4 separate regions of the Homo sapiens genome follow, and regions 1, 2 and 3 are each linked to region 4. Evidence: read pairs that join two places in POLR2A ChIA-PET (ENCODE). Cell type or tissue: PC-9. All regions are shown on one strand. Links, peaks and the distances in the headings refer to the core of each region. The heading gives the core; the rest is flanking DNA. Region 1 overlaps KILH (KRT19 interacting long noncoding RNA in hepatocellular carcinoma). Region 2 overlaps LRRC1 (leucine rich repeat containing 1). Region 3 has its middle 12 kb from the start of LINC01564. Region 4 overlaps LOC124901334 (a long non-coding RNA gene).

Evidence for each region. Peaks named below come from ENCODE experiments on the same cell type or tissue, not always from the same donor. Only the 100,000 strongest peaks of a DNase experiment are listed, where the experiment ranks them.
Region 1: POLR2A ChIA-PET joins it to region 4 with 8 read pairs; 6 of 35 experiments call an interaction of 5 or more read pairs at or near these places.
Region 2: POLR2A ChIA-PET joins it to region 4 with 6 read pairs; 2 of 35 experiments call an interaction of 5 or more read pairs at or near these places.
Region 3: POLR2A ChIA-PET joins it to region 4 with 6 read pairs; 2 of 35 experiments call an interaction of 5 or more read pairs at or near these places.

Annotation. Positions count from the first base shown.
Region 1 is chr6:53,555,042-53,563,392 of GRCh38, reverse strand. It overlaps KILH (KRT19 interacting long noncoding RNA in hepatocellular carcinoma), which reads left to right. Exons shown (of 4, transcript NR_110840.1): 4 at 1-2,104. Among named protein-coding and RNA genes, the nearest start is that of KILH, 14 kb to the left of the region's middle. In PC-9, for the core only: no CTCF peak of the experiment used is centred there; no DNase peak of the experiment used is centred there.
Region 2 is chr6:53,822,841-53,827,840 of GRCh38, reverse strand. The region is part of intron 1 of LRRC1 (leucine rich repeat containing 1); the gene reads right to left. Among named protein-coding and RNA genes, the nearest start is that of LRRC1, 30 kb to the right of the region's middle. In PC-9, for the core only: no CTCF peak of the experiment used is centred there; no DNase peak of the experiment used is centred there; H3K27ac peaks cover 433 bases.
Region 3 is chr6:53,612,164-53,620,514 of GRCh38, reverse strand. No RefSeq gene overlaps it. Among named protein-coding and RNA genes, the nearest start is that of LINC01564, 12 kb to the left of the region's middle. RefSeq lists an enhancer at 3,905-5,104. In PC-9, for the core only: no CTCF peak of the experiment used is centred there; DNase peaks (open chromatin) are centred at 3,374, 3,974 and 4,614; H3K4me3 peaks cover 4,266 bases; H3K27ac peaks cover 5,000 bases.
Region 4 is chr6:53,730,917-53,739,267 of GRCh38, reverse strand. All of the region lies in intron 1 of LOC124901334 (a long non-coding RNA gene), which reads right to left. Among named protein-coding and RNA genes, the nearest start is that of LRRC1, 60 kb to the left of the region's middle. RefSeq lists an enhancer at 3,866-5,065. In PC-9, for the core only: a CTCF peak has its summit at 4,099; a DNase peak (open chromatin) is centred at 4,577; H3K4me3 peaks cover 1,877 bases; H3K27ac peaks cover 3,229 bases.

The sequences.
Region 1 (8,351 bases), core at 1,931-6,930, 180 kb after region 4:
TAACTTAGAAAGTTTATTTTTCCAATTTTGAGGACATGCACCCATGACACAGCCTCAGGTGGTCCTGACGACATGTGCCCAAGGTAGTTAGGGCAAAGCTTTTTTTTATACACTTTAGAGAGACAGGAGATATCAATCAATATATGTAAGATGTACATTGGTTATGTCCAGAAAGACAGGACAACTAAAGCAGGGAGGGGGCTTCCAGGTCTTATGTAGGTGAGAGATAAATGGTTGCATTCCTTTGAGTTTCTGACTAGCTTTTCCAAAGGAGGCAATCAAATATGCATTTATCTCAGTGAGCAGAGGGGTGACTTTGAATAGAATGGGAGGCAGGTTTGCCCTAAACAGTTCCCAGCTTGACTTTTCCGTTTAGCTTAGTGATGTTGGGGCCCTGAGATTTATTTTCCTTTCACACTTCTTCCATTTTCTTTTTAAAAATCTTTTGAAGAAAGCATTTTAGAAGAAAATGAGTCTCTGCTCTCATGGCTAGGATAGTTTATTCCTACAGGGGTAGGTCCCAAGTTATTAGGAAAGCTCATTTTTAGCAGATTGAGAAGTCTCATGTCCTGTGAAGAGACAATAGTAGGAGGAAGGGAGAAAAACAACAAACAAGAGAACAATCCTAGAAAATCTATATAGACCACATTACTTTGAAGTCCATACATCAGTAGGTAGGTATGAAAGTGGCTTATGTACCTAAATAGTTTGCTTTTATTTTCTTCTGAAGTTTAAGTTGTCTAGATTCAGTTTGCAGGACTTTAGAAAGTACAGCTTAGTTTTCAATTATTTCGAATTAGGAAAAATGGGGTGAGGGGAAGGAAAAGAAGGAAAAAAATTGAAAACATTATTTTGGAGACTTGTAGCCAGGAAAAATTAGAATTCAGTCTAAACTGTAGAAAATAATAAAAATAGAAAAACATTAGGCAAGACTAAAATCTAACAACAGGTGCACTATAGTTTTTGAAACGTATTTTTTCTCTCTCCAGTTTCCCATTTTCACTAAAAACAAATCATAGAAGAACCAATTTGCTTTATTATACTTGGCCAGATTATTTGTATGAAGTGAAGCAAGAATAATTATTTTTCACATAGGCTTTTAAAATTAGCTTTGATGGACTTCTTCCATAGAAGGAATCTCACATAAGCCTTTTTTAAAGCCAAGCCCAGCCACAGATTTGTACCATCAAATACCTATGAGTTGGGTGAATTATTCTCCTTTTGAGTTCCAACATAACTTAGGGCTCTTGGGCCTGTCAGAAAGTGACATTCTTTACTTACCACAGGTCAGGAACACCGTTCAGGGACTGTGCAGACAAGGTATGAGGCCAGTTTCCCCAAGGGGTTTTTATTGGCTCTATAAATCAAGTTTAATACCTTAAAGGAAAGCACACCATTCCAGCCAAAGACTCAGTAAAATAACCAGTTTCTCCAATTGTGTCCTGTTACAAATAAAAACAGATTCTTATTTCACTTATGCAAATAACTATATTGCCGTAAGTCACGAATACTTACAAGTAGTTTCCAAATTTTGGAGAAATCAGGTAGAGAGAAACAAATAAGCTCCAAATTTCGTTCATAGGAGTATACTTGTTAAAAGCTGTCAATAGCTCAAAAGAAAAGTTTCCTTGACTCTGAAAAACAAAACAAAGGATCAGCAACGTTTTGTGCAAAAAGTCAAAAAGACTACTTCAGTCTTCTACTGGTTCAGTCCATGCAGTTAATTTCTGTTCTGCTTGATATTCGTGAACATTTCAGCTCTCCGTAAGTCCTGAAAGTTTTTCCTCTTTTCTAATGTCACAATCTCCAAAGTTATCAGAAAACTGCATTCAAGAACACATGTTAAGAGTTTTATAGCTGATTATAAAACTACCTTCAAAAGAGGAACAAAACAAGACAACAATTGTCCATGGATGACAAAAAATTTTAGGGCAGCCATAGTCAAAGACACAGTTGACAAGAAAATTTGTTACCTCTGTGGCATACAATAATTTAACATAACAATTATAATTACTGATAACATACACTAAGTCATATCAGAATTTTAGGAGTTTCCTATTATTTTGGAACAGATACCAATAACACATTTATACAAATACAGCCCAAAGAAAACCAAATACCATTTCATATTTGACAGTGCTTCCTGTATAATTTTTATACCAAATAAGACAAATATGTCATTTTTGGACTTTAGGGAACATAATATTTTAAAGGATGAATTAGGTCAGATAAAGACATAATTTATAATTTGATTTTGGAAACTTTGTCAAATATCAAAGGTTGAAAACACTTGATATCACAAAATAAGATCACAGGTCATTGTAAAAAGTCATTTATTTAACCAAAGTGATAACTCAAGGATTTAAAAAAAAAAAAGGCAAAAACCTTCATTATTTTAGAGAGGAGACTTAATTTCCCAAACAAGCCCTAATAAAAACAGCATGAAGCCAATTAAATTTGCTTTCCAAAATTTTATACACAATCTATAAAATTTTAATCCTGACTATAAGATATAACTTCCATAAACCTTTTATAACTTTTATAACCTTTATTAAGGAGTCAGTCAATGCTTCCAGAAAACCTTGTTAATACTACACAGGGAACCATATGATGGTCTTGCATCAGTATGCCTTTGACATTAACGGTTAATTTATAGAGAAACAACTTATTTTCTCTATCATAATCAGTCCTTACAATCTTAAACACACACCTCTTCCACAGAATAGTCCCTGGGCCTTGAGGAGTTGATTAGCTTTAATTTCTGGCCTTGTGTTTTAGGAATCCAGTTTATTTTGATTGACTTCTTCTACCAGACCTGAAGATGAGGATTTAATTGCTGTCAGTGTTTAAGATTTAGCAAGACTTGGTGTCCTTTTTAGACCCAGGAGTCAAAGCCCTGTAACTCAATGTCACAAGTACTTTAAAAGCACATACAGAAAGATACACGGATGTAATACCTTTAATTTTTTAAAAATTTTCTTTTAACCTCAGTTTTTTTCTAAACAAACCAAAACTTAATAATAATGGCATAGGAATTATTTCAATAAAATGTAAAATCTGTTAGTCAGTTACCAAAAAGCAAAACAAAAGACCTTCTGCAGTGCACAAAATATTATGTTGGAAGAAAACATTTCCTTTAGACCTGTATTGTTAGCATCAGGCCACAACAAACAGAACTCGAGGGAAAAAAAACTTACATGAGCTGAAAATGAGATGAAAGTGAGCATTACTATTTTACACATTTTAAAAGGGGAGAGAAAACCAAAAATGGTGAGATGCAATAAAAGTTGAACTTTGGGTTAAAAAAATTAAAATGTCTTACAATTTATTAAGAGTAAATCCAGCCAGGCATGGTGGCTCATGCCTGTAATCCCAGCACTTTGGGAGGCTGAGGCAGGCAGATCACGAGGTCAGGAGTTCAAGACCAGCCTGGCCAATGTGGTGAAACCCCGTCTCTACTAAAATTACAAAAATTAGCCAGGCGTGGTGGCAGATGCCTGTAATCCCAGCTACTCGAGAGGCTGAGGCAGGAGAATTGCTTAAACCTGGGAGGCGGAGGTTGTAGTGAGCCGATAATGCGCCACTGCACTCCAGCCTGAGTGACAGAGCAAGAATCTGTCTCGGAAAAATAAAGAAAAAGAGTAAATCAATCCCCTAAGAAACTTTTATTGTTCTAATCAATTCTTTAATGTGTAAGTGTGTTTTTTTACATCAAACCCAATTTCTAGAAAGACCATTATAATTTCCCTTTAATCATATACAACTTGATCATATAAAAGTTTTGTTTTGTTTTGTTTTGTTTTGTTTTGAGACAGACTCTCACTCTGTCACCCAGGCTGGCATGCAGTGGCGCAATCTTGGCTCACTGCAACCTCCACCTCACGGGTTCAAGCAATTCTCCCTGCCTCAACCTTCTGCGTATCTGGGATTATAGGCACCTGACACCACACCTGGCTAATTTTTTTGTATTTTTTAGTAGAGATGAGGTTTTGCCATGTTGGCCAGGCTGGTCTTGAACTCCTGACCTCAGGTGATCCACCTGCCTCGGCCTCCCAAAGTGCTGGGATTACAGGTGTGAGCCACCGTGCCCGGCTGAAAGTTTTTTTTTTTAAATAAATCCTCTTATTGTGACTTACACAGATCATTCATGACATGCTTGGACTTTCTGGTTTGTCCTGAACATCCCTCTTTCTTAAACAACCCGTCATCTTATTCCAGAATAAATTTACCATACAAGATTCTTTCTCATATAAAATTATTTCTCTTTGAGCTTTCTTAGCAAAAAATACCTTTTATTTCTGCAACTTTCTTTACATCTGCCTCATTTCCTGGTTTCTTTTATCTTGTTTTATATATAACCTTAAAATAAGCTTTGAATTAGACAAAAATTGTTCACCTTTTAAAAAGGACACATTTTGTTTTTTAGAAAAAATATTTTCCTATAATATATTTTCATTGTAAAATACCCAAATAATGAAATATCCATTATTTAATTTAATGCAACCTTAGATTCTAAATTATGACAAGTTTATCTATAAGTATTTATCCCATTACATTTACCTAATTATTTTAATTGTTTACCTAGATTATTTATGAAAACTATGATAGTCATCATTTAAAGTTATGAAACTCACCATTGCAAAATTATAATTGACACAGTGAAAAAGATATGACCTAACTGACTCCCTCTTGCCGCTAACCTCCAAACTATCCTTGTTCATTCCTGGGCATAGGCCGAACTGACTGTGGGAGGAACTTAGTTTGGTTTAGCTTTGAAACAAAGATGATAACAGTCATTTCCCAAAAGAAACCTTATTGCCTGTGGACTAGACTCCCTAAGGCCACAAGATTAGAAGTTACAGTAATTTTACTAAATAATTCAAGATGTAGCTATTTTCATTAAACCAATATCAATGTCTTATTTATTAAAAATTAACACAAACAAAAATCATTCTGTTTTAGGCTGGGTTTATAGTTTTGTAACCCTATGCCAAACTTTGACACCTTACAGTATTTGGCAGGGATAAATATGAAATGACTTGATCCATAAATGCAAACGAAAATGTATGCTGGCAATTCTTAAGACATTTCTAATATTACTTTGCCAGTAATTTTAAAGCTAGCTTATTTATTAAAGATTTTACTTAAATCACATAAACTTGAAAAAGCATTTGGCTAGTCTTTTCTTTTCTCTGATAAAGCATTGGATTTAAGCACCTTTATTTTTCTGCAAGCCAATTAATTACAGCTCTTTTATATGTTTTTAGTAGTGAAACGTGTACATAACACATAGATACATAGATGTATTAGGCATACTGATAGAAGTACATCTTATAGATTCCTAAGACCTCCTTTTGTTTTCCCCTGTCTTAGACTTGCAAACTCATGATAACCTGTTTCATTAACCTGGCAGTTGTCAGCTAAATAGCCCTAAACCTGCATATTGAAGGAAACAACTCTTAGATGAAAAATCAGATAGCAAAATTTATATCTCAAGGTACAGACAGAAAAAGTCTAGTGGTGCTAGAGGGAGAATAAAGATGGATGCCAAATCAAACATAAAATTATAGAACTCTATCATGGGATTGTATGAGGAGACCAATTTTATTCATATAGGGATTATTTCTTTTTTGCCTAGATCTCTGAAATCTGGGCAGAGCCCACACTGAATCCTGGGTCTCCAAAAAGGGAGAATTATTATGAGGCTAGACCATGTAATGCTTTTGCAGTGCACTTAAAACAATTGTTTTTAAGCAAAGACATTTCAAAGTGTCTAAATTACACTCTTCCTTAAAAACTGAAGAGTAGCCTCTGTTGCAATACCTATTTTAGTCAATAAATCAGGTAACACAATACAAACGCAAGCAGTTTAAGAGCTGATACAAGTTGTCTGTTTACACTCTTGGAGTTCCATAATGAAAAATGGGTTTCTCCCCAATAGGGAGTCTGGTGCCTTCTCCATTTTCCTTAAGGAACCCCAGGCTACTATAAACTATTTTAGGCCCCTCATGCGGCAGAGGGTGCAAGAGAAAGGAGAGACAGCAGAAGTAAATGAAGAAAACAGAATTCAGCCAACTGAGAAGAAAAAATCTTTTGCTCAAAAAAAGAGAGGAAGTCCTAGGAGAAAAACAAACAAACCATGATGTCCTTTTAAATACAAACACCCACACACACACACACACACACAAATTGCTGCTATTGCAGAAGTACCAAGTATCAAACCAGAAAGGGCTTGATTTAGGAACCAAAATCAGGCTGTTGTGGTGAAAAAAAAAAGATGGCAGAACCCTTAGCTATGGAACTGCAGTGTAGGGCAACAGCCATTGCTCTTTCAGTTTGGCCTGGCAAGCAAAGAGGTGGCCTTGCTATGTAAAGAAAGCCCCTTAAGTAGTCAAAATCAAAAATATTTTTTTTTTCTTTTGCTGGCCATTTTTCTCCCTCCACCACTCCACCTTTTTTCTTTTCTCTTTTCTTTTGTGAGAATTTAGCCACTTCAGAGGCCTTATTCCTCATAATTTGGAACTTTCCTTCAGATTTGATCAAGTCAGATAGTTTGATCAAACCCAATGGGAAAAAGACTGAAACAACAACAAAAACAGAAACAAACAACAACAAAAAAGCAGTTAAGCCAAAAAACAATGGCACAACTTGTAAAATTACTGAGTGTTCTAATGGTAAGGAGAAATTAAGACCAGCTAGTTGTTCATATTAACTTTAGCCAAAACAAACCCCAATTCAGTTACTTACTTAGGGATGAGTCCCAAGCTGAAGACTGCTCTCTACCATCCTAGAAGCAGGAAAAATCTCAAATTTGGCTTCTCTTGGAAGCAAGCTGAAACTCTATAAAGGAGTTACCTATCTTCAATCTTCATGGAAGCCGGAAAAATTTGCCTTGTACTGGAAGCAAGTAAAACTCCAAAGGAAGTTGTACAACAAAATAAACTTTAGATCTCAACCACATTTTGGGAAATCAGGGATTCTCTGGAGGGGGTGCTTGCAGGCTTCAGCAAATTGTCCTATTGGTTTGAGCCATAAAGCTAGCTCGAGCTGGTACCAGGCACTGATAGGAGATTTGTCAAATGTCAGTGGCACAAACACTCAGAATCCCTTCATGGTTGCCAAAATGTGAACCCTGAATATCTGAGACAGGTGTCAGTTAATTTAGAAAGTTTATTTTGCCAAGGTTGAGGATGGGTACCCATGACACAGTCTCAGGAGGTCATGACAACATGTGCCCAAGGTGGTTGGGGCACAGCTTGTTTTTATGCATTTTAGGGAGACATGAGACATCAATCAATATATGTAAGATGTACACTGGTTCTGTCTGGTGAGGTGGGACAATTCAAGCAAGGAGGGGGCTTCCAGGTCACATGTAGGTGAAAGACAAATGATGGCATTCCTTTGAGTTTCTGATTAGCCTTTCCAAAGGAGGCAATCAGATACCCATTATCTCAGTGAGCAGAGGGATGACTTTGGATGGAATGGGAGGCAGGTTTGCCCTAAACAGTTCCCTGCTTGACTTTTCCCTTTAGCTTAGTGATTTTGGGGCCCCAAGATTCATTTTCCTTTCACAAGTAACTGGCCACAAGAGAAACAGAAACAGGATTAAGAAAGAGCCCTAACCCCTCCCATCACAGGCTCCATCAGCACATTAGAGAGGAGTACACTAGGTGACTATATATACATATTTGTGCCTGTGATAATTGCAAATAAAATGACACTAACCATTGTAAATGTTCAGTTCTTCTCAACTATTCTTTTTGACCATCTTGGAAACCCTTGCAAATATTTAAAGACAAGCATTCGTGTAATAGAGTTCATCGTAATACATTGTGAACCCCAAATATCTGAGACGGGTCACAGTCAATTTAGAAAGTTTATTTTGCCAAGGTTAAGGACATACCTGTGACACAGTCTCAGGAGGTCCTGATGACTTGTGCCCAGGGTAGTTGGGGTACAGCTTGCTTTTATTTGTTTTAGGGAGACAGGAGATATCAATCATTATGTGTAAGATGTACCTTGGTTCAGTCCAGTAAGGCACACAGGGTTGGGGGGAGCAGAGGGGGATTCCTTTGAGTCTTTGACCAGCCTTTCACCGAATACACAATTTAGTCTGGCTCAGTGAATCTGCATTTTTATATAAACAATATGGCAGAGGAAGCAATCAGATATGCATTTGTCTCAGATGAGCCTCAGAAGGATGACTTTGATTTCTGTCTATCCCTTGTCCACAAGGAAATTCCTTGTAGGCAAATTGTGAGGGAGGTATGTAGCCTTTTATCTTTGTAGCTATTTTATTTAGGAATAAAATGAGATGCAGGCAGGTTTGCCTGACATCGTTTCCAGCTTGA
Region 2 (5,000 bases), core at 1-5,000, 91 kb before region 4:
TCTTACACTAGCAACACAACTGCCCAGTGAGCAATCATTATCACAAATTGAACTTTGAAAGACAAGGCATGGAAGGTATCAGAGCCACACCTTCAACAAACCTCTCTGGCTTCCAGTCCAGTGTCCTTTCTAACTTCTGCCCCACAAATATCCATGGCCTTTCTGACTCCATTTCCCACACCCACAGGCCCATGCACCCCATGTTCTGGCACCAGTGAATCATTCACTATTCATTATGCCTTTCCTGTTCCTAACAACCTTTCCCCAGCTAGCAGCATTTTATTCATCCTCAAATGCCACGACCTCTCTGAGGCCTTTACCCAATTACCTGGAAAAAATTAAGGTGATTCTCCAACGCATTTTGCCTCTGCTCCTTCAAGAGATTAATGAGCCCCCTGTAGTAATAAACCATATTATACACACTAAGGCATCCCTCAGAATACCCGCCACAGTTCTACTCAATAGATATTCAATGCTAGTTGTCTAGTGAAGTAACATGACACTACTTCAACTGTTTTTTTTTTTTTTTTGTGGAAGTGTTTATTCGATTTCATTTTAAGTTCCAACTCAGGATATTTAGAGTATATCTATGCTTTGTAAGCAACTTCATTCCCCACCCTCACAACCTCTAGGCTGGAAAATGGGCAGAGAGAGCAGCTTTTGGGTCAGAAGAGAAAGAACCAAATCTGCCACATTTTAAGAATTACTGAGGCAACTGTTAAGCATAAGAATTCTTAGTGCATAATCTCCAGGCACAAGGGTTTGGGAATATGATTGCTTAACAAATGTTCCCAGTTAATTCTTATGATCAAGCCAGGTTTTGGAAACAGTGGGTAAGATCACTGGGTCCTAAGCCTGGATGCACATTAGAATCACTTGGTTTAAATATACCTTATGCAAGTTGGGCCAAGGTTGGGCAGGTGGGTCAAAACATGCATTTACAATAGAGGCATTATAGTCACCAAGGAAAGGGAAACTAATCGGGGGAGGAAGAGTGTTAAAAAAAAAAAAGTCTCAGCTATTAAAATGGTTTGTGTTTGTTCAAAGGGCCACAGTATATATACAGATATACAGTACATCAGTGGTGTTAAGATTTCATAATCGAAGGGGAGATTACAAAATGTATGTCTAAAGAGGCATGGAGGGGGACCTAATGAAAATAAGGTTGAGGAACTCTGGGTTAAGAAGATGAAAAAAGTCAATCACTCTTGACATTTGCATAAAAGATGTCCCCCTTATCCCAAATACTTGTCCTACAGTTGCTCTGAGTTGAGTAAAGATTTGCTAACTGAGAAACAGTTCAAAGATAATATGTACATGAATGCTAGAGGCTAACTGCACATGGGCACCTTCAGAACAGGGCACCTTATCAAATACAAGCTTTTAATAGGTTATCTATGGAGAGTAATGGGGGCTCTTTGTCCTCCTTTTGTGGTCTCTCTTGGAGGATGCAGTGGGACATCCTTTATTATTTCAAGCTGGCTTGGAAAGACTGGGGAGGTTCCTCTATTAACATAAACCAAAATTAGGCTCTAGGTTGTAAGAAGGCATGGCCTCTTTGGGTTAAAATTAAAAATTCAGATCCATTTCAAAAGGAACACCTGGACAGCTGTGATCAGGAGTCCAAAAAAAAAAAAAAAAAAGGCAGATATGTGGAGGAGACATAAAGATCATGCCTCAGCAAGCCCACACGTAGGCAGGGGGCTGGCAGGAGTAGGTGGCAGCCCTAGCAAAAGGATGCTCTGACCTAGTGTGTTCTTTCTAGACACACTAGAAAGATGGGAAAAATGGTCATCACAGGCCAGCAACGACAGGAATGAAAACTGTGACCATGCCATTCCTCTGCTTGAAAAATCTTCAAGGACACTCAGCCAGTAAGTTACTCAAATGGGTAAAACAAGCCAACAATAACCACAGAAGGAAAGTGAAAGAACACAGCAATAGAAAAAGAAGGCAATAAAAAGCACACACCATAAAAAGACAGCATAAAGAACAATCAAAAGGATATAAAAATTGTAATTTCAGAACCAGAGAGTAGCTTAAAGATTATCTAGTCTGTGGTTCTAAAAGATGGACCATCACCTGTTCCCCACTTAACGCCTACAAACCAGTTCTTAGTCTGCTGCGTTATCATCAGACTCCTGGGCCTAACCCTCAGAGTTTACTCAATAGGTCTGCAGTGAGGCGATGCATTTCAGTTTACAAAGTTCTCCGGGTGACTCTCATGAACAGCCAAGTCCGGGAGGCACTATCAACTTTGGAGGCAGCCCCCTTCCCTGATTCTACAACCCCAGGAACCCAAAGCACACTTATAATGTTTATAAAATCCTTTATTTCCCATACCAATGACTTATCTGCCAATTCCCAGTGTTAACTTTCAAAACAGTGGCAGTATAACACGAGAGGGAGGGGCTGACATGGCGCCCCAGTCTCCTTGGTCTAGCAGGACTGACCACTGCCCACATTAGCAGGCTCTTACACAATTACATCTTTAAGGTAAGGCAGGCAAATTTTATAACTTGGTCACTTTTCAAAGATGTATTCCTCTGCCTAGACCTACAAAAACATCCAAAGTGCACACCTCCATCATTACATAGTCAATACTTGGAACCTATTGCCATTATGAAGTACACCTAAAAAGCACATGAACAAAATTACAAAGAAAAATTCCATTATCTCTCCCCATGCATGGTTTACCGGCAACACTAAGTAGTGCAGAGGACACTGAAACACACACTGGAACACACCCAGACAGCAAGGCTAGTGATGAGATTTGGAAGAGAAGATTTGCAGGGAACATCAAATGTCCTTTGAATATGTAGTCTGTTATATGGTGAAAGAATTAGACTGGCGTGGCATGGCCAAATACCAGAAAACTAATGAAAGAAAAATGTTCCCCTACATAGTGAGCTAAAATGTGTCAGGGTCCTCTGGGGATACAGTGAATTCCCCATTCAAGCATGGGCCAGGTGACCCTTTAGTATGGTTTTATCAAAGGAACTGAAAAACTGGATGGTTGATCTACAAAGTACCTTCTTGACCCTAGGATTCTACAAGCTCAGTTTCCATGCACATTCCCCTCTTCCTACTCAAAATTTACCAAGGTTCTTAGATAACAGCACCTGATATGCATTTTGGCCTATAATTAACTAGCACCAAGTACAGCATTTGCATGAAGCAGAAAAGCAAACCTCAGGTTTTCTGGGGTCATAAAACAGCATCCAAAATTCAAGTTAACTGGAAGACAACCTTGGCAATACCATTGTGGACACAGGAACAGGCAAAGATTTCATGACCAAGACACCAAAAGTAATTGTGACAAAAGCAAAAATTGACAAATGGGATCTCATTAAACCAAACAGCTTCTGCACAGCAAAAGAAACTATCAACACAGTAAACAGAGAACCTGCAGAATGAAGAAAATTGTTGCAATCTATGCATCTGACAAAGGTCTAATATGCAGCATCTACAAGGAGTGTAAACAAATCAACAAACAAAAAAAAACACCATTAAAAAGTGGGCAAAGGGCAACGGACACTTTTCAAAAGAAGACATAAATGCAGCCAACAAGCATATGAAAAAAAAGCTCAGCATCACTGATCATTAGAGAAATGCAAATTAAAACAATAATAAGAGACCATCTCACACCAATCAGAATGGCTATTATTGAAAAGTCAAAAAATAACATCTGCTGGCGAGGTTGTAAAAAAAAAAAAGGAACACTTAAACGCTGTTGGTGGGAGTATAAATAAGTTTAACCATGTGGGAAAGAGTATGGCGATTCCTCAAAGACCTAAAAACAGAACTACCACTCAAAGCATCAATACCATTACTGAGTATATAACCAACAGAATATAAATTGTTCTATCATAAAGACACATGCAAATGTATGTCCATGTCAGCACCACTCACAATAGCAAAGACATGGAATCAACCTAAATGTCCCTCAATGGTAGACTGGATAAAGAAAATGTGGTATATATACAGCATGGAATACTCTGCAGCCATGAAAGAGAATGAGATCATGTCCTTTGCAGGAATATGGATGGGATGGCGGCCATTATCCTCAGCAAACTAATGCAGGAGGAGAAAACCAAATATTGCATGTTCTCACTTATAAGTGGGAGGGGAACATATGGACACACAAAGGGTAACAATAGATACTGGGGCCTACCTGAGGTGGAGGGTGGAAGGAGGAAGAGGATCAAGAAAAATAACTAATGGGTACTAGGCTTAATATCTAGGTGACAAAATAATCTGTACAACAAACCCCCGTGACACGAGTTTACTTGTATAACAAACCTGCACATGTACCCTTGAACTTAAAAGTTTAAAACAAAATTAAGGTTAAAACATGATGTTACAGTCCCTGGTTAATTAGAAGAAAAATAAAGGAAGCATTGACCAAATCAGGTAGAAAAACCCTAGCACTACTTTTCATGAGTATTAGAAAGGAGGAGAAAAGAAAGCTTTTGCAAGGCAATTATCAACTTGTCTTTTTCATAAGGATCCATGCTGCAATATATTAAGTTCTTTAATAAGGGAGTTCATGTAATCCCCTCATGAGTTACAAAGAACTTTTAAATATGAAATTTTGATTCCTATCAATATGGTCCATACTAATAGGAGCTTATTTTCTTTTTAAATTCAAAAAACAAGCCTCACAGAAAAGAATAGCATTGTGACTGGTAATGACATGTCTGAGTGAAAGGCTCAGACCAATAGCAGCCTATCCAAAACTTACACTCCAGAGTCACAGTGAGGATCAAGGGACCTGGAGAATTTTGAAAACCTTAATAGCTTAAAGTTGGGAGATGTGTCCAAATATCCAAGCTATTTTCGTGTATTTGTGATGGCTCAGCTGGAAGAGCTGCAAGGACGGTATCATATGACAGCGTTTGCTCTGACAACCCTTTCCAGGACGCGGGAGGGCTTACACCTTAACTGGACTCAGCCTTCCTCACTCATGGGAATATGCCTACATCTCCCAAGAATATACA
Region 3 (8,351 bases), core at 2,025-7,024, 120 kb after region 4:
GCAAATGGAAAAATTGAGTCTCCAAGTCACAAGAGTATTTTTTTTACTTTTTATTTTGAAATAATTTCAAATTTATAGAAAAGTTACAAAAATAGTAGATAGAAGCCTGTATACCCTTTACCCAGATTCATCAAATGTTAGTATTTTGCCCCATTCACTTTCTCAATCTCCTTTCATTGGCACAAGAAACTGAGGCACAGAGAAGTTAAGTAACTTTGCCAAAATCATACTACTAGAGTATGGCAAACCTGAACTTCAACCTGTCTGGCACGAGAGGCTTCCATCAGTTCCTTCTCCGCTCAAGTAAACTTCATCAACTCTTACAGGCATTCAGTCTGGTAAGTGAGTACCTGGTCTTTATGATAAGTTGTCACATGGTTATGATATTATGAAATATGTATTTGGGCTTGCTCCTGTTTCTTGACATACAGCTTCTAAAACCCTTGGGAATCTCCAAAGTGATGAGTGTCTTTGATATGCTGTGGAGATTACTGATGCCTAGGGACCCCTAAGTAGCTTCCGTATGGGGGCTGGTCACCAGAAAGACCAAGGCATGATTAGACGGTTGGGACTTAAAGTCCCACCAATCAACCTTCACCTCCAGGGAAGAAACAGGGGCTGACCAATGGCTCATGACTTAATCAATCATGCCTACATGATGAAGCCTTCATAAAAACTCAAAATGACCAGGTTCAGGAGCTTCTGGATAGCTGAACGTGTGGAAAGTCCTGGAGGGTGGCACATGCAGAGAGGGCATGGAAGCTCCATGCCCCTTCCCACATGCCTTGCCTATGCATCTCTTCCTCCTGGCTGTTCATCTGTATCTTTTTTAGTATCCTTTATAATAAACCAGTAAACAAAAATAGGTGTTCCTCTGAGTTGTGTAAGTCATCCTAGCAAATTAATTGAACCCAAGGAGACAGTAGTGGGAATCTTGACTTATAGCTGATCAGCAGAAGCAGAGGTGACAACCTGTAACTCGTGATCGGCCTCTGAAGTGGGGGCAGTCCTGTGGGGTAGAACCCTTATTCTGTGGGATCTGATGCTATCTCCAGATAGATAGTGTCAGAATTGAATTAAATTATAGTACACATAGCTGATATCTGCTAGGGAATTTATTGGTTGCTGGTGGGGAGAAATCCCTATATATTTTGGAGACTAGAGGTGAAATGCTCTGTGTTGGCTGTGTAAAAAATGGTTAGGTTTGGTTTTTCCTTAGTGAGTTTTTCCTTCTAACTTACTGGTATAGGTAACAAAACCCATAAGAAAATGTCCTCCTCTAACTTTGTAAGCCCCACATTCTACATCTGAACCAGGTAGGAAAAGGAGACCCAGAGGAGCAATAAGTTAGCAACAGACAACAGTGCCCTGAAAGCAGGAAATGGCAGTGTCTGGACAAATTGTCACGGTCATATTAAGCAAGTTAAGTATTTACTCAGCTGGCAGGAGTATTACATTTTTAATTGTTACCCACTTTAACCAATATTTAGCTAGTGTCCTCTGCATATGGAGGACCATATTAAGCATTTTGGAAAAAACCCAAATGCAAGAAAGGATCTCGGGGAGCAATATACACTCATGAAAAAAATAACCTTAAGCATATTCACCAAGAAGTATACATGTGTTGATAAATTAGTATTATACCAAAAAATTAAAAACCCCCACTGTTCACACAAACCCTGAGAAGCCATTACAGTAGGGAAAGTTTAAGAAGCTATGCTTCTCCTTGATGGTGTAAGGTTTTAAATGGGTTTAGAAAACTAAGGGGCTATGTGGAGTTAAGAGTGCCATGAATGGGGTAAAGATGCAGAGTGGGAGGAAACAAACGTATGTGGACTTAGAAGGGAGGAAATTCATAGGCTCACCTTGGAAGGCTGAAGGAGGCTGACACCATGTTGGATGATCAAAAATCAGCATTAACTCATTCACCAGATGGGTTGGAATAATGCAGATGAACTCAGGGTCACAGGTGTCAGGATGGGGAGACTGTCTCAAAGCAGGGGAGGCTTTAGGCTTGGGAGTTTTGTTTTACTTTTTGACAATGTTAACGCAACTAAGTAACTATGAAAGAGAAGTATGAAAACAGCCCACTGGCTCAAGGTCAGAAGGAAAGCGTGGGAGGCTTTAGAGAAAGTGATGTGTTCACAGGTGGTGAAGCTGAAGTCAGGTGGCAGCAAGTTCAGGTGGAAGTGGATGATGAGGAAATGGAGGTGGAAAGGTAGATTTCCCCCCACTCTATACATTTTTTTCATGGATAGATGTAGAAAATGAAATTATAATTAGACACTGAAGTGAGGTCAAGGAAGGAGTATTTTTTAAGTAAGGAGACAACACTACAGACTGGCCACAAATTCCCTGAGACTGTGTCTAACCAGAGCTGTAGATATTAATATAAAATCAGCTCTCGGCTGGGTACAGTGGCTCTTGCTTATAATTCTAACATTTTGGGAGGCTGAGGTGGGCAGATTGCTTGAGCCCAGAAGCTCTAGACCAGCCTTGGCAACATAGTGAAACCTCATCTCTACAAAAAATACAAAAAATAGCTGGGTGTGGTGGCAGGTGCCTGTAGTCCCGGCTACTCAGGAGGCTTCGGTGGGAGGATCACCTGAGCCCAGGAGGTCGAGGCTGCAGTGAGCCATGATCATGCCACTGCACTCCAACCTGGGTGGCAGAATGTCTCAAAACAAACAAACAAACAAACAAACAAAAAATCAACTTTTAAGGAGTGCTTCTATGACTTCTGTCATTAGGAAAATGTTCAGAAGTAATAGGAAGTATGAGAAACATGAACATTTGTGCAGAAAAGGAGGAATCATAGAAATAAAACTTCAGACTGTTGTGCAAACGGGCACATTGCATATGCTTAAAGTTAAAAGGGAGGAACCAGGGGAATGTGATCAGATTAAAATAGCAAAGCAATTAAAAATTTTACATACAAAGCTTAAAGGCAAACTTAAGAGATTGTAGTAACCACAGCAGGCATAATCAGCACTCAGTAGGTGTTTACTCTGTGTAGGATGATGTTACTGTAGAAGCAAAGGCCCTACTGACAGATCCAAAGCACAGGTGGAGACAGTGACTTTTTCATCACAGCTCAGAGTTTTGATAAAGAATAGAGATGGATTTATTTACTAACTCAATAAAACACTGCTAAACACTAGGGGTACAGAGATGAATTTAATATGGCTCCTCCCCTCAAGGAGCTCCTGATCCAATAGAACAAGCAGACACTAGAGTCCAATGAGACACTAGCTACCAAGAGCAAGGGCAAGAAACATTAGATGTAGGGCTCCACCCTGATATAGTTTGGATCTGTGTTCCTGTCCAAATTTTGTGTTGAATTGTAATATCCGGTGTTGGAGGTGGAGCCTGGTGGGAGGTGATTGGATCATGCGGGCAGATTTCTCATGAATGGTTTAGCAGCATCCCCTTTGTCCTGCCCTTGGAACAATGAGTTATCTGTCAGATCTGGTAGTTAAAGAGTGTGTGGCACCTCCCCCTCGCTCTCTTCCTCCTGCTACTGCCATGTGAGATACCTGCCCCTACTTTGCCTTCTTCCATGATTGGAAGCTTCCTGAGGCCACCCCAGAGTCAGAAGCCGCTATGCTTCCTGGACAGCTTGCAGAACCGTGAGTCAATTAAACCTTTTTTCTCTATAAATTACCCAGTATCAGGTATTTCTTGATAGCAATGTGAGAGTGGACTAATACTCACCCAGTAGACTTCCCGGAGCCTCCCGTCTTCTAGCCCTCTTTTATCAGGAGAGGATGCTGGATCCATCCTGCTGCTCTTTGGCATTCTGGGCACTGTGCTGCTGTGAAGATGCCTTTAACACCTCCCCACCCTAGTGAGATCATCATCATTGATTGCTGCAGTTGCATCCCTGCTGTCACCACCACTTCCACCACAGGTGACCAATCTTGCCAGATGGACCTTGCTGTTATTACCAACAACTTTGACGGGTCTATACCTCACCAATGTTGGAGCTCTCTTATTGGTGTCCACAGTGGTTGTCTGGCTCCTAAAGATTTTTTGTGTGTGTGTAATTCTCTCTCTAAAGCAACTTGAAATACCTCTACTGTGTTCAACTTTGAATGAGTTTTGTAATCACCTAGTAGATGGGATTAAGAAACATACAAACACATATTCTCACTCTTTACTCATTAACCTGAGTTTCACTGTTCTGATCCCTGAGCAACAATCCCCAACTCCTCCATGTCAAATCCAGTCCAGAGTTCTCAAGGCAGCCAGGCAGACTTGGCTTTCCCCAGGGACCCCAGGCCTATGTGCTTTGCTATTTTATTATGTAAGAAGGAAAAGCACCTAAAATGTGAGCGTTAGTGAATGAAAGGTGATTGTGTGACGATACCTCCAAACTTACACCAGCAAAAGAGAGGAAATAAAAGTTAAGTTCTCCACATGTCCTTTTTACTAGAGAATCCCAAATCACTGTGACTCAGCACCTGTACTTTGTGGTCATTTGTACCTGATACTAATTCTATTGTGACTCAGACGTTGCTCCAAACAAGTTTCCTTGTCACATCTCGCCACTGTTGTTAGGAAAACACGTTCAATGCAGGGGAACGTATTTGTTATGCTAGAAGCAAAGAGGGAGAGAGCGAGTGCACAGCAGAAGCAGGTAGTCATCCAGTAGAGATCAAAGTTCCCTTGCAAAGGGAATTTGTCATTGGTGCACACTCCCTTATTTAAGCTTTTGCTGATTCATCGTGCACTCATCAAAGCTGCACTGAGCTAATATTTAGAAATTCATTTGCTATAGAAGCAAACTCCAACATCAAATCCTTAAGTATGTGACTTGATCTATTCATACCTGGGTGTATACTAGTCCTGAGTTTAGGCACATATACCCACCTACACACAGCAGTGCTGAAAAAGCGTGACTGTAAAAAACTGGGGTGATAACTGGACAATGAAGTGAGGTCAATGAAGGGTTATTTTATATAGGAAATAACCCACAGATTGGCCACAAATCTCCTCTGCATTGACATTCATATGTATACATACACATTCTCACATGAAAACTCTTTTAAAAAAACTTTAAATTAGGGAAATTGTTGAAATTTGAACTAAGATGATAGTGAACAAGAAGCCCACAGAATATTAATAATTATCTTAATTTTCTTTCTTATTATTCAAAGTATATGCTCTAAAACTGTACTGAGGTACATCAAGTGCACAAATAGTAGTATGGAGTTGATGTTTTTTTTCCATATACATGTACCTATGTTACCACCATCTAATTCAAGATAGAGGATATCTCTGATCTCTTAGCTGGAGAAGACCGCCTCATGCCACTTTCCAGTAAATATCTCCCCATAGAGTTAATAGTATTCTGACCTCAATCACCGTAATTCATTTTGTCTGTTCTTGAAATGTATATAATTTAAATCATACAGTAAGATACATATATTTAATTTTTAAAAATACATTTAAAATGTACAAAAGCCATGCCTCACTCCTGGCTCTGATCCTCAGCCACCTGTTTTCTCTACCCAAAGGCAACCAATGATACTACCTTTCTTTTTTTTTTTTTAGATGGGGTTTCTCCCTGTTGCCCAGGCTGGAGTGCAGCGGTGCAATCATAGCTCACTGCAGCCTCACACTCCTGGGCTCAAGCCATCCTATTGCCTCAGCCTCCTGAGTAGCAGGGACTGCAGGTACACACTACCACAACCAGCTAATTTTTAACTTTTTTATTTGGACAGAGTCTCACTTTGCTGCCCAGGCTAGGTATCACCTTTTTGTTCATCTCTACAGAAATATTTACTCATATACACAAAAATGCATATGCATATACATAGTTTTCTTCTCTTGAGATCACTTTTGCAAAAATTATAACAATCAGGAAATTATTACAGTGAATGAGATCTGAACTAACCAACCCCCATCTAGCCTTTAACCTCCAAACTGGCCTTAATTATTCCTGGGCTTATGCCAAGATAACTTTGGGAGACATTTAGTTTAGAGTTTAAATGGTAATAGTGCTTCCCCAAAATTATACCACTTTGTAAAGCTAAGGAAAGCTAATCCATCCACCAGGTTATTAGGATGAGAGGAGCCTGAATTCTGCTAAGGTGTAGACTTAAACGATTACCAGCCATTAGTCTGGAGGTCTCAAAAATTGCAACTCCCCTAATTACTCCCGCCGATAACATCACTATTATAGAACCTAAGATTGGCCTTTTGAGATGTCTTTTCAGGTTTCTGCATTTCTGACGACCAATGAACCAACGTCTCCACCCAGGCCTGCCAAACCCCACTAGCCAGTCCTGTGGCCCTACCCAGAAGCAGACTCCCTGGCTCCCCAAACCACCCTTGAAAAACTCTAGCCTCCAAATTTTCAGGGAGATTGATTTGAGTAATAACTCCATCTCCCACGTGGCATGGCTGGCCTCGTGTCAATTAAATTTTATTGCAATGACTTGGCCTTGGTGGATTGATTTTGTCTGTGCAGTGGGCAGGAAGAAACTATTGGGTGGTTACACTCTCACACAAGTTTGGAACACTACTGAAAATTTAAAAAATTAGCTGGGTGGGTGTGGTGGCATGCTCCTGTAGTCCCAGCTACTTGGGAGGCAGAGGCAGGAGGATCCCTTGAGCCCAGCAGGTCGAGGCTACAGTGAGCTATGACTGTGCACTGCAATCTAGCCTGGGCAACAAAGTGAGACCCTGTCTATAAATAAATAAATTTAAATAAATGAGAAAAAAAAGGTAGTGACATACTATAGCATTTAGGAATATGTTTAGCTACAAATAACAGAAACTCAAAAACAGTGGCTTAAACAGTAAGTTTGCCCCACGAAACAAGAAGTCTGGGGCAGTCCAAGGAGGTTCAACAGGCTGCTGTTTCTGTTTTTTTACCTCCACCACCCTTAGAGTGAGGCTTTTGTCTTAATGCTTATTACTTCTTTGTTGCAAGATAGCTGCTGCATCTCCAGGTATTACATCTGTATTCAAGACAGGGAGAAGAAGAAAGCGGGAGTTGGGAAGGGGAGAGACCTGTGTTAGGAAACCAAAAGCTTTCACAGAAACCCTCTATTTCTATCTCATGGGATCATACTCCTGAATCATACGGCCCCTCCAGCTGCACAACACTGTGGTGAAGCAAATATTTTTAGTTTAGCCTTTATTTTTTAGAAAGAAAGGGGATGAGAATTGGCATGAGCAGATATAAGGATAGCCTCAGCCTCACATGATATTATGACTGTATTATTTGTTAAATATTGAGAAAGTTATGGAATACTGAAAAATTTTAGTTTTGGATAAATACCCATTCACATTAATTTTTGCTGTCCTTACTACTACTTTGAGAAAAAAGGTAAACTAAAGAACTTCTAAAATTTCTTCTCATATTGTTATTGTACACAGGTCCATCTTTTTAAATCCACAATTGCAAAATATAAAAACAAAATAAAGAAAACTATGAAAACAGAAAAGTTTATGTAACTGATTTTGTGACAAAAACCTGATGTGACCCAAGGAGAGGCTATTTGAAGTCTTCGTTCATATGATTTAGTGTAAATTGTTTATATGTTGCAGAAATATTCATGTTTGATTAAAGAGTACTGCCCCAGACCCTACTTGGGATATTACATAATAAATAGGATCTTCTAACTTTGAAAAGTTCTGAATTCTCAAACACCTCTAAACCCAATGGTTTAAATAGGGAATTGAAGAACTGTGGTTAGAAAGATGACTTCAATGTAAATATACAATTTGGCAGAAAGTTTAGGGGAATCATATAAACAACTAAATGAATGCAGGCAGAAATGAAAAAAGAAATCCTGAAACTTTAAGAATCGGGGATAATATCAGATAAGTATGTTGCTTAAATTTGACTAATTTAAACCATTTTTATAAATTAGTCACTCAGCATGAAGACATCAAAAATTCTTCCTAAATTCTAAACACTATGTACATTTGAATGCTGAGTTAGTCCCAGGATTCATCCCCAAAATATCACTGACCAGTATGATTTAATATTAGTATTTGCCCTCTCAGGGGCATCCTTGCTGCAGGATATCACAAGGGTAGAAGGTAAAGCAGCTGCACAAAACATCTTTGCTCTTGTTTGTTACTCTGAGATGATCCTCTGCCTGAAAATATCTAAGCAGATACTTTTCTCAGCTTTGCAATGCAAATGATATTTAACAGTTCCCTAGGAATGTTTTGTGTGCTTATCAAATTTCAGCTAAACACATTTATTTATATGATAAATATGATAACCAAAAGGTTCCATGTATTATCTTTTCAATATTCATGTTATACTGTACAAGCACTGTATTATACAAATACTGTATAATATAGTATTGTAAGGTACAAAAATACAA
Region 4 (8,351 bases), core at 2,085-7,084:
TAGAACATGTACTTGAAAAAAAATTCTAGTCTGCTCTTGTTGGGTATCAGTTTTCAACATGCGTGTATCAATTAGATCAAGTTTGTTAATCATGTTCTTCAAACCCTTATGTTTTTACTATTTTTTGGTCTATTCATTCTATTTATATTCTTTACTAAAAGAGGAGTGCCAAAATCTCCCCTTATGATTATGGATTTGTCTATTTCTCATTTTAGTTCTGAAAATATTGTTTTATATATTTCAAGGCTTTGTTACTAGATGATAGCTGTGCCCAGTTTTTGTTACATATGATATTGAAAAACTAGAGTGATAGGATTCCAAAGAACCACTGCTGTTGTCTCAATGTCTGTGTCCTCCCAAAATTTATATGTTGAAATCCTAACCCCCAAGGTAATTGCATTAGGATGTAGGGTCTTTGGAAAGTGACTGAAGGCTCTGCCTCTTGAATGGGATTAATGCCCTTATAAAAGAGACCCCTGACATCTGCCTTTCCCCTTCCACCATGTGAGGACACAGTGAGAAGGTGCCATTCATGAACCTGAAAGTGAGCCCTCACCAGACACCAAACTGGTTGAGCATTGTCTTCCCATTCTCTAGAACTATAAGAAATAAATTTCTGTTATTTATAAGCCACCCAGTTTTCAGTATGTTGTTACAGCAGCCCAAATGGACTAAGACAGCCACTCCACTAGGCAAGCCTGAGTGTAGAGCCATCAAAGACAGCTTGGAGAAATAGATTGCTGGCCTTGAGCACCCACATAGCTCATTTTTGCCCAGTGGGAGCTAAAAAATATCTCCTAAATGCTGCTGACCTCCCTATGGTTTGGTACATGCTTAGTACACTCCAGACTTGAGGCCTCTGTATTTTCCATTCTTTCTCCCTAGTATCCTCTTCTAGGTAAACTTGAGGCTTGCATCAGGGATAGATGTAAAGCACATGAAATAATACCTAGCATATATGGTTACTGAAAAAGGAGGGAAGAAATGTTATGAGTTCAAGTGAAAGAAGAGCTTCGTGGAGAGTAGTTAGGATTCACCTAGAGAAAAGCAGATTTGTGTAGGGGATGGAGAAGAACGTATTATCATCAAGTAAACAAAGGCATGGAGCTGTGAAGGTGAGGGTTTCTCTAGACACCTCACAATGAGTCCAGAGTTCAAGCAGGAAAATGGTACGTGGTAGGCAGTTAGGTAAGAAAAATAAATTGAATCCCAAAATAAAGGGCCATGAGGAGTAGGCAAAGGGTTTTGGACTTTGCATCCTGCCTCCTCCTCCTAGACTGGTGACTTACTTCCTGACTAGAATATGAGATTTCTGAGGACATGCCCAGCATCATGTTCTGCACGTAATCTGCAAACAACATTCCATTTATTGGTGACTAAACACTCCGGCCCTGGGGTGAAACTGCCTGGGTTCAAATCCTGCCCCATTCCTTCCTGACTGTATGGCCTTGGATAAGGTAGTTAACTTCTGCACACCTCTGTTTCCTTATCTGTTTAAAAAAAAAAAAAAAAAAAAAAAGGTTAATCAAGGTAGCAGGTTCACTGGGTAATTGTAAAGGTTTGATGGATGTTACATATAAAGCACTTGATATACAACCTGTCAAAAATTTTGTACAGTCAAGTAGGAATGTGGCAATAACCGGGATTTTGAAGGATAGGAATGATTGGGATGGTTAGAAATCACATGTGTGTGATTCTATAACAGTTTATCTTCCTATTGATGTGTTTTATAGGCAGCTAGCATGGGCCAAGTATGTTATCATCAAGAACTGAAGAGACTTAACTAGAGCAAGTAAAACAACACCCGAAATGCAATGTACATATATCAGAATGCTTTTCAGTTCTGCATTTGTGTTCTAATTTGCCTTTAAACATGTGTTGAAAAGAGTTTGACAGATGGGCAGAGGCAACACCATTACTGAGAAAAGTCACTTGACAAATCCTAATATTTCAAAGAGCCACTCCATTTGTGGCACTAAGATTAAATTAAGACAGTGCCCTGGGAAAACACAACTATGCCAGGACTCTCCTCCTACTGAATGCTTCTCATGTCTAAGCTTTACATTTTCAACACTCATTTCCAGGTCTATTTTCAGTTGCTCTACAAAGGATTAATGAAAATAACTCCATCTGATGTGATTAATGTCTCAGAAATCTATCTCATCCTAGTGTTCACAAGACTCTGGCTTCCTATAGAAAGGCCTTCAAAACAATAAGATAAAGAAAATGTATAAAAATTGAAATGTTGATTTTGATATTGTATTCGATAACAGATTTTGGTCAATGCATGTTTATTTTAAAAGAAAGCATGCACAACAGCTTTTCTACTAATAATGGTAGGAAATTACATAGCTATTTAAAATACCCAATTCACACAAATTGAGATGCAAATGTTGGTGTTATTGGCTTAGAACAGAGACGAACATTTAACTCTTAACATGCACATTTTATCCTTAATCTATTCTCAGTAATATTTTATGTTGCTTCACCATTGTCATAAAAGGAAACTGATTTCCTTTTCTGGTAAAGAAGGGAAATAATACTATTAACCTCCCATGATTATTATGAAAATAAAGTGAAATCAAGTAAACAATAGTTTTCAAACTATTGAGAGGATGCAGTTACTCATCAGTAATATTAGAAGGAAGACAATAAAATTTGTTTTCTTCTTTTAAGGCTCGTATAAATACATATATGTATACATACATGTATATATACTTGTCAACTTGAGCAGGGCTGTATAGATAGCTCCCTATATAACAAAAAGATATGAAAATTTGACAATTTAGTATAGAGATTTTTCTAATAAAAAGCACTTTTTAAATATCAAGCACTTTCTTTGTTTTCTAAAACCATAACAGCAAATTTTTATTTATTATGCTAGAACATAATTAGTAGTTATTCGAGTGAGCACAGACAGAATTACATAAAAACAACAGGTGCAAGAACTCCTAGATAATTTCATTAATTGCAGAGGCTCTATGGATTTGGAGCAAGATGTCTAAAATACCCCAGAAGCAGGTGTTCTAGGTCTTCTTATGGCTCATGTGGGCACTTGGAGGTATTTGATGTGGTAGATAACAGCTTGCTTAAAGACAAGGCTGAATAGGACAGCTGTCAAGGGCATTAGTGGTATGTGATGGGTGAGGACTGGAGAATACAGAAGGTATAATCAGAGTCCCACCAGGGCCAACTCTGGCTAAGCTGGTTTCTGTGTTCTCAGAACCCTCTGTCTGCTCTGGTTTCTCACTGGGGTTTCCTGTGCTTTCCGCCCGCCAACCGAATCACATTGCCTTTCCGTCTAGGTGCTGCTTCCTCCTCTTCTCATGGCTAACTCTTTCTCATGATTTAGGGTTCAGCTCAACTGTTACTTCTTCATGGAGGCTGATGCCTCCCAGTCTTCATCTTAAAAGTGTGCAGCTTTTATCACCGTCTATAACTATGTTACTTAATCATCTGTTTATTATTCACCGTGTGCTACAGAAGATGATCTTGATGAGAAGAAACTGCATGTTACCCAACAGTTTCTGGGTCATAGGCATGCATCAGGTAACTGATGAATGAATGAATGAATGAATGAATGAATGAATACATTAATCTCCAAGATTCCTTCAGTTTACGATATTCTGCTTGACTATCTAGTCCCTCAAAAGGCATTACCTTTCCCCTGTATTATCTCAAGCACCCTATTATAACTTTTTGAGTTAGTAGCATGTTCACCAAGGCTAATCCTCTTTAGCATGTTAGCCAGCTATGATGGCCACATTTTCACATAACAAGATGATTTCACCAAGTTAAAAACTTCTTTGGGATCTATTCGTAAAAGTATATATAAGAGTTTACATTTCTAACAATATAGAAAAATGTAGAGCCTCCATTATAAAACATCTAGAAATGTTGGAAAAAAATATACAAAACATACTTTTAAAAGCACTGACTTTATAAGATAGTACAAGAAATGTTCAGGAGCTAAAATTGAAACAGGTCACAAACCAGAGCAGTACAGAGACAGGAAGCCTGCGGTTGTCCTGGGAGGGAAGTGGGAGACAGGAAGGGGGCGCCATCGCACTAGCTCAGAGCCAATGCATGCGTGGAGATGGCAGATGAGGTCCTGGCTCCACACATATATAAGGCTGGGAGCTGGAACTGAAACACCAGTAGGGGACTCTTGAAGGACTCTATTTTCAGTAATAGAGAGGTCCTTAAATAAATCCACCCACTGACAGGGAGATGACAAGGTATTTTGTTTATTTCAGTCTGGGTTCTGAGTGAGGAAAAAGAAAGTCTGCCCTGAGTGTTCCTGATCAAGACCTGCCCCCACGTGGATTCAGGGCTTATCTTTTATAGCTCAAGAACTCTCAATCAAGCAATTCATGTAAAAATGAAGCCTGGTTTTCTACCCATGGGGCATTCGACGGAGGCAGTTGTAAAACTTTGCTGCAGAATCACACCTTCGATCCAGGCCTCACAGGATCCTCACAGTTAAAGGCTCAGTGTTGATAAATTCGCAATCTATATTTATGAAACACTCAAGCTACCAGGAGCAAGAGGCAGCAGATACCACAAACAGCATGACTGGATACCTAGGAATTTCCGGTGAGTCAGACATAGGCAATAAAACAGGTATCTTTAGAATGATTAAAGACGTAACACAATAAAAAAAAAAAGGAGAAAAATGCAACTGCAAAGTTGACGGAATAAACAAACACAGTGCTTAGAAAAGAAAAGTATATTCATTGAAGCTGAAAACTTAATTGACGCATTAGAAAGAGCAAAGGAAGCTGGAAGATAACATTAGCTGGAATAGCATTAGTTGGAATATGCAACTGGAGTAAGCATTAGCAAACTGGAAGATAGCTCTGAGCATGAATTCCAAAGAGATTGAGACAAAAAACATGAATAAAAAGGGAGAGATGTAGAGGATAAAATGAAAAGATGTCCAGTAAAAGTTCCAGAAGGAAAACATGGAAAAAATGAGGAAGAGGCAAAATTTGAAGATGCAATGACTAAATTGTCTAAAATTTTTGAAACATAAATTGTCTGATTCACAAAGTTTAAAAAGTCCTGATCAAGAAAAATAAAAATAAGTTCATTCCTAGTGTCAACAACAAAACAAAATGTAATGAAACAACAAAATGTCAAAGACAAAGATCTTCATAAGCAAAAAGTCAGTTAACCAAAATGAACAATAATTACATTGATATAAGCAACACTGTAAGTGTACTAATATCTTTGAGATGCATAGTTATCAAACTAAAGTTCTATGCCCAACTAAACCATCATTAAATAATAATAACAATTGAGAGTGCACCCCTAAAGGACCCTACTAGTAGATGCAATTCAGGAAGAACAAGGCTGACCTCAGAAGGAAGGAGTGAGATGCAGAAAGGTAGAGTAGGCAAGGAAATTAGTAAAATGTAAATAAATCTAAATAGATCTTGACTAAAGTTCTAGTCCAACTAAACCATCATTAAAATAATAATAATTGAGAGTACACCCCTAAAGGACCCTACTAGTGGATGCAATTCAGGAAAAACAAAGTTGAACTCAGAAGGAAGGAGTGAAACCGGGCGTGGTGGCTCACGCCTGTAATCCCAGCACTTTGGGAGGCCAAGGCAGGCAGATCACAAGGTCAGGAGTTTGAGACCAGACTGACAAATATGGTGAAACCCCATCTCTACTAAAGTAAATACAAAAATTAGCAGGGCGTGGTGGTGCGCGTCTGTAGTCCCAGCTACTCGGGAGGCTGAGGCAGAAGAATTGCTTGAACCCGGGAGGTGGAGGTTGCAGTGAGCCGAGATCGTGCCACTGCACTCCAGCTTGGGTGACAGAGTGAGACTCTTTCTCAAAAAAAAAAAAGGAAGGAGTGAGATGCAGAAAGGTATAGTAGGCAAGGATATTAGTAAAATGTAAATAAATCTAAATAGATCTTGATTATAAGCAGCAACATCATGATAGTGATTGATTTTGTGATTATACAATAGGATGGAATTAAAACAAAATGGAAGAGATTATTGGCTTAGAGTGTTCTAAAGTCTTTCTATTCTTTGGGAGGTAGATAGAGATATTTGTTAACTTTAGACTTTGAAATTCACATTTGCATGATCAAGTTGTAAGTATCATCACTAATACAAATGAACTGTATAATTTTCAAACCAATAAAGTGCTCTTAAAAAGCTCTGTGTTCTAGTGCAGTTGACAAAGTATTTCACAGCACCAGAGCCAACGTTTTTCTACCTGTTTTATAAAAGATCCTCCCCATCCTCCAAGCAGACTTAGAGGTTTTCTCCTCTCTGCTCTTGGGTATCTTGGCCAAATCTTTAGAGCAAGTGTAATGGCCAATTTCTTGGGTCAATTTCCTATGCCTCCTCATCATTGTGTCCCAGTGCCTGGCATATACCAGGCACTCTCATGTTTGAAGAAGGAATGGATATGACTTGCTCAAGTTCACACAGCTCTCAAGTGGCAGATAAAAAACAGGGACCCAGATTTTACCTCTTCCAGGTTTGTTCCATCCTTTGACACAATCTGAAAAAAAAAATTGCATTTTAAAAAAAAGTTGTATTTCAAGAACACAGTAGCTGCTTGATTAAAGCAAAAAGAAATCACTCTGAGGTGAAAAGCAAATGAAGGGAAAGAAATTTCATACCAGTAACCGTTGTCAGTCTATTGTTAAAAAAAAAAAAAAAAAAATCCACACTTTGCAGGTTGTGCTAGTGACTGAGCCAAGTCCCAGAACAGGCTTTTGGAATGACTGCCTTTTCCAGGGAAAACTTGACCACATTCACCTCGAGGTAGTCTCTGCTGGGGCATGATCCTAGGGAACTGAGAAGGCCCTCACCCACCAGCTTATCACTGCTAGGAAGTAAAACCTTCAAATATCCCTTGTTGCAATACAGGAACCTACTGGTGATCTGCTAAAGGGGTGGAAGGTGGAAGGGCTGGGAACTTCCTCACGGAAAATTCTGCATTGAAATAGCAAGGAAGGAAAAGTAATTGAAGGGAGAGTAGAGAAAAAAAATGGTGAAGATAGCAAATGCTTGGAGCTGGCTTTTTTCAGATTTTCAGCCTCAGTAACCCATATTTTAAAAGTGGAAACCACATTTGACCTTCCCTTATCTCACATCAAGATTGAAGACTCAGGAGGAAGTGGATCTTTTGAGATTCTTTGACTAGCACCAGATGACTGCATTAGAGTCTCTGAAATGCAAAACTATGTGATCCATGTGATATTTTCTCCAATCCTGTCTTATGAGTTGCAGAGCCAAGAGAAACAGATGGAGAAGGAAAATTATCGCGAAGTAAGCTTTCCTTCAAGAGTAGAAAGGTAACAGATGCCAGTAAAGGGAGGAAGGAATGAGTGCAGGCAGCTCTGGACAACAGGGAAAGGTAGGAGCTGAGAGTGGGTTTAGTTTGGGTTCATGTCTAAATTTACTAATCATCCAGTCACAGTGGTTCCCATCTGTAATCCCAGCACTTTGGGAAGCCAAGGCAGTAGAATCACCCAGGAGTCCAAGACCAGCCTGGGCAACATAGCGAGGCCCCATCTCTATTTCTAAAAATATATATATTTTTTTTTCTTAAATTTTAAATAATAAACTTACTGATGTCAGAGCCATGTGATATCTAGACATATGCCTTTGGCAAGAGGATTAAAATTCTTTTTTTGAGATGGAGTTTTGCTTTTGTCACCCAGGCTGGAGTGCAATGGCACGATCTCAGCTCATTGCAACCTCTGCCTCCCAGGTTCAATTGATTCTCCTACCTCAGCCTCCCAAGTAGCTGGCATTACAGGCGCCCACCACCACGCCCAGCTACTTTTTTTGTATTTTTAGTAGAGACAGGGTTTCACCATGTTAGCCAGGCTGGTCTCAAACTCCTGACCTCAGGCGATCGCCCACCTCGGCCTCCCAAAATGCTGGGATTACAGGCATGAGCCATCCTTCCTGGCCTAAAATTCTTAAATACAGCCTGGTTCATCCACTTAAACAATCCTTTCTCTCCTTTACCTGTCTCCCATATAAAGAAACACCAGAAAGAAAACATGCTCTGCAGAAAGACTAAAAGAAGTTAGAGAGAGAGAGAGAGAATGTGTTTGTTGTGTTTTCAAGAGTGGACTGAGGAATTTTGGCAGCAGGAATATGTAACATTTCTGCCACAGTGGAGTGACTAGGGTTAACTTTTTATTTCAGCCTTCCACTTGGAGGTCAGGTGAAGTTCTTTGTTTTCATTCATCTCCTTTGACACTTTTCACAAGATCATGGAGCTTTGCCAGAAAGGGACTTCACAACTGTCATAACATTTTAATCTCTCCAGGCCTGGGACAAGGTGGAAACCTACAGGTTCCCAAG